Linked DNA regions of Homo sapiens: region 2 is linked to region 1. Evidence: read pairs that join two places in POLR2A ChIA-PET (ENCODE). Cell type or tissue: HepG2. All regions are shown on one strand.

Evidence for each region. ChIA-PET counts read pairs that join two places held together with the same protein. Peaks named below come from ENCODE experiments on the same cell type or tissue, not always from the same donor. Only the 100,000 strongest peaks of a DNase experiment are listed, where the experiment ranks them.
Region 2: POLR2A ChIA-PET joins it to region 1 with 5 read pairs; 4 of 35 experiments call an interaction of 5 or more read pairs at or near these places.

What each region holds. Positions count from the first base shown.
Region 1 is chr2:25,996,367-25,998,866 of GRCh38, forward strand. No RefSeq gene overlaps it. Among named protein-coding and RNA genes, the nearest start is that of KIF3C, 15 kb to the left of the region's middle. In HepG2, a CTCF peak has its summit at 1,652 (motif pointing right); a DNase peak (open chromatin) is centred at 1,545.
Region 2 is chr2:26,338,410-26,340,909 of GRCh38, forward strand. The region is part of intron 1 of ADGRF3 (adhesion G protein-coupled receptor F3); the gene reads right to left. Among named protein-coding and RNA genes, the nearest start is that of SELENOI, 6.5 kb to the right of the region's middle. In HepG2, no CTCF peak of the experiment used is centred here; a DNase peak (open chromatin) is centred at 1,462; H3K4me3 peaks cover 766 bases.

The DNA.
Region 1 (2,500 bases):
GCTGTAACAAAATACCATAGTCTGGGCAACTTATAAACAGTAAACATCTATTGCTCACAGTTCTGGAGGCTGAGAAGTCCAAAATCAAGGCACCAGCAGATTTGGTGACTGGTGTCCTGCTTCTTTCATAGATGGCACCTTCTTACTGTGTCATTATATGCTAGAACAAGCAAAGAAGTTCCTTCAGCCTCTTTTATTGTAAGGGTGCTAATCCCATTCACGGGGGCTATGACTTCATGATCTAATCACCTTCCAAAGGCCCTACCTCTTAATACTGTCACCTTGGGGGTTAGGATTTCAACATATGAATTTTAGGGAGACACAAACATTCAGACCATAACAAGTATATACCTAGGAATGGAATAGCTGGGTCACAGAGAATGCATTATTTTCAACTTCAGATAGTGTCAAACTGTTTTCCAAAGTGGGCATAACAATTTGCACTCCCAGCAGTGCATGAGGTCCAGTTGCTTCACATCAGCACCAATACTTAGTAATGTCATTCTTAGTTTTAGATATTTGGTATCTCGTGCTTTTAATTTAGGTTTCCCTGATAACAAATAAAATTGAGCACTCTTTCATATGCTTTTTGGCATTTCCATATTTTCTGTGAATTTCCTGTTCAAGTCATTGCTCATTTTTTGACTCAGTTGCCTGCCTTTCTTACTGCTTATTTTGGATTTCAGCCTTCTGTTGCTTATATGCATTCCAACCATCATCTCTGTGGCTTGACTTTTCATTCTGTTCATAGTGCCCTTTTATAGCCAGGATTTCTTAATTTTAATGTAGAAACATTTATCAATCTTTTATTTGGCTTGGCACTTTTTGGATCTTGCTTAAAAACTCTTCCTGTACCCCAAGGTCACAAAGATATTCTTGTATATTGTTTTCTTTTTTCTTTTTTTTTTTTCCTTTCTTTCTTTTCTTTTCTTTTCTTTTTTTTTTTTTTTTTTTTTTTTTTTGAGACAGAGTCTCACTCTGTCACCCAGGCTGGAGTGCAGTGGCACATTCTTGGCTCACTGCAACCTCCACCTCCTGGGTTCAAGTGATTCTCCTGCCTCAGCCTCCCCAAGTAGCTGGGACTACAGGTGTGCGCCACCACGTCTGGCTAATTTCTGTATTTTTAGTAGAGATGGGGTTTTGTCATGTTGGCCAGGCTGGTCTCAAACTCCTGACCTCAGGTGATCCGCCTGCCTCAGCCTCCCAAAGTGCTGGGATTACAGGCATGAGCCACCGCGCCCAGCCAAACTTTGCTCTTTCTTAAATCTCAGAGTGGGACTGCCAGTGCCAGCCTGGCATTCCCTCTTGAAATCATCACCTATTTCAGAGGAGGCTGCTACAGTGGGAAGTCAGGACAACAAGGTTGGGGCCAAACTCTGGTCTCCCAGGCATTTCACCTTAATAGGAAAAGTGCCTGAATCTGTCCTCCTCATTTGGCTCATGTGCAGAACAAGGCACAAAGCCCTGCGTCTCCCGGCTGCCTGTCCGATGCCCTTTTCCCTGACTCACCGTCAATCAGCAGTCAGACCAAGGTCCCTGACTCACCGTCAATCAGCAGTCAGACCAAGGTCCAGGCTCTTGCCTCCTGAAATGTTGCAAGGGCGGTTTCCCAGTGTGATTCACAAACAGCAAGAATGTTTCAGGCTGACTTGGAGACCACTTGGGGGTGGTATCCTCAGCCAGGAAGCTTCCTCAGGGCCTCTGAGTCCCAGAGAGCTCTATTTGTCTCTTTCTTTCTTTTCTTTCTTTTTCTTTCTTTTCTTTCTTTCTTTTTCTTTTTCTTTCTTTCTTTCTTTCTTTCTTTCTTTTCTTTCTTTCTTTCTTTCTTTCTCTTTCTCTTTCTTCCTTCCTTCTTTCTTTCTTTCTCTCTTCCTTCCTTCCTCTCCTTCTTTCCTTCCTTTCTTTCTTTTTCTTTTTTTCTTCCTTTCTTTCTCTTTCTTTGCCTTGCTTTTCTTTCTCTCTCTCTTTCTTTCCTCTTTCCCCCTCCCTCCCTCCCTTCCTTCCTTCCTTCCCTCCCTTATTTTTCTTTCTTCCTTTCTCTCTCTCTTTTTTTTTTTTTTTTTTTGAGACAGAGTCTCGCTCTGTCGCCCAGGCTGGAGTGCAGTGGCATGATCTTGGCTCACTGCAACCTCCAACTCCCAGCTCACTGCAAGCTCACACCATTCTCCTGCCTCAGCCTCCCCAGTAGCCGGGACTACAGGCGCCCGCCACCACGCCCAGCTAATTTTTTGTGTTTTTAGTAGAGACAGGGTTTCACCGTGTTAGCCAGGATGGTCTCGATCTCCTGACCTTGTGATCCGCCCACCTCAGCCTCCCAAAGTGCTGGGATTACAGGTGTGAGCCACTGCGCCCAGCCTCCTTTTTTTTTTTTTTTTTTTTTTTTTTGAGATGGAGTCTCACTCTGTCACCCAGATTGGAGTGCAGTTTCGTGTTCTTAGCCCCCTGCAACCTCCGCCTCCTGGGTTAAAGTGATTCTCTGGCCTCAGCCTCCCATGTAGCT
Region 2 (2,500 bases), 340 kb after region 1:
TTCAGAGTGCAATAATAACTTCTCCCTGCTTGGGGACCATGTCTTATTCAACTTTGTTTTGTTTTGTTTTGAGACGGAGTTTCGCTCTTGTTGCCCAGGCTGGAGTGCAATGGCACGATCTCGGCTCACTGCAACCTCTGCCTCCCAGGTTTAAGTGATTCTCCTGCCTCAGCCTCCCGAGTAGCTTAAATTACAGGCATGTGCCACCACGCCCGGCTAATTTTGTATTTTTAGTAGAGATGGGGTTTCTCCATGTTGGCCAGGCTGGTCTCAAACTCCCGATCTCAGGTGATCTGCCTGCCTTGGCCTCCCAAAGTGCTGGGATTATAAGCATGAGCCACCGTATCCGGCAGTCTTTTTCAGCTTTGTATCTCCATGTCCATCATGGAATTTGTATTTGGTACACAGTGTTCAATAAGGATACATGAAAAGAAAATGAAGTTGTTGGCTGGGTGCGGTGGCTCACGCCTGTAATCCCAGCACTTTGGGAGGCTGGGGTGGGCGGATCACAAAGTCAGGAGATCAAGACCATCCTGGCCAACATGGTGAAATCCTGTCTCTACTAAAAATACAAAAATTGGTGGTGTGCACCTGTAGTCACAGGCTGAAGCAGAACAATTGCTTGAACCCAGGAGGCGGAGGTTGCAGTGAGCCAAGATTGCGCCACTGCACTCCAGCCTGGGCAACAGAGTAAGACTCCGTCACAAAAAAAAAAAAAAAAAAAAAAAGCAAAGCAAAGAAAAGAAAGAAAATGAAGTTGTTACTTTTGTAACTGGGTCCCTTAACTTCAAAATGCATTTTAAGGGCTGAGCATGGTGGCTCATGCCTGTAATCCCAGCACTTTGGGAGGCCGAGGTGGGTGGATCACTTGAGGTCAGGAGTTCGAGACCAGCTTGGTCAACATGGTGAAACCCCACCTCTACTAAAAATACCAAAAAATTAGCTGGGCGTGGTGGCGCATCTGTAATCCCAGCTACATGAGAGGCTGAGGCTTGAGAATCGCTTGATCCCGGGAGGCAGAGGTTGCAGTGAGCTAAGATCGTGCCACTGCACTCCAGCCTGGGTGACAGAGTGAGAATCTGACTCAAACAAACAAACCAACAAAACAAAACAAAACAACACACCCCCAAAACTGCATTTTAATGTATATTTTTTTCTTTCCTCTTGGGTTTTAAGACGTAATTTTGAAGCAAACTGCAGAAGCCTTTTCCCTTAGCCTTGATATAGACTCCATGGTCCCTCTGTTTCTCATGGTATATACTCCCTTCACATTTATCTAACTGCATGCTAGTATCTAATTATACGCCTTCTTAGAAGTTCCGGGGGCTAATCTTGAGATAGGCAGACCAAGCCTGGAGACCCAACTGCAAAATTCCAGAGACGAATTCAAGGCAGCTAGTTAACAACCTGGCCATTGTTGAGATGACATCAGCCCGCATTCCAGGTGGATTAGGACCCAAGAGAGCCACCAGAACAAGACCCACATTGTACTCAGCACAATTCTCACATGCCTTCCTTATCAAGTTTTCCCGTTTTAAACCTCTGCTTTCCCTTCAAAAATTGAAACGATTCCTTTGGATAGAAATCTGGCCACTTTCCCTTTACCAGTTTTGGTTAATCAAATCATTTTCTTTCTACCAGACTTCGCTCTTGTTAGACTCTGCAAGCAGTGAGCATCCCGACCTGTGTTCAATTGCAATTTTACATATTGTTTCCTATTTGTATATCTTGTTTTCTAGACTTATAGACAACAGTGTCTGATTTAAAAAAAAATAGAGCCAGCTTCCATTAGAGTTCTGGTCAAACAGGCCACATAGCCTTAGTTATACATGTCAAGGAAAAAGTGAAAGTCTTAGGTAGTAGAGCTCTATGTTGGCCACTGTTGCCTTAACCCCAGTATTTCCAGAATTCCTATAGGAAAAATGAATTATATGAATTATAACAATGTTCTTTACTCTCTTGTTCCACTTAGGATTTTTTTTTTCTCCTAGTGACTTTCTCTTTCACCAAAACCGAATGACCATTGATCCAATAATCTCAAAGTTTCATGAAGGTGAAAATAATCCTCATTCAAAAATGAAGGCCCTTGCACAGCTGTGTGTTCAAACTGAAATTAAAAAAGAACAGTGGTTACATTTGGTTGCATCTGCATACCTGACATTAGATGAGATTAACATTGCCAAACAAAAATAAAGAGAAAGGATCGCAGAGGTGATGCCCCTACGGCTACTCATCTGAATGATTTGTTCTCTCTTTACCTACAGTTCTGCTTCCGTTTTAGTGGAGTAATAAAGGGGAGGAGGATGTGTGTGTGGGAGAGGTATTAATTCTTCCTCCATTCATAGAATACAGATGCTGGTTCACTACCAGAACTTCAAGAATGATGAAAATAAGACTTTGCCCAGTGTAAAACTTTGCCTGCAATCAGTTTTTAAAATAATGCTTCTTTTATTTAACAGACATGCTCATGAGTAATGGTTATAACAAAGAAACAATCACT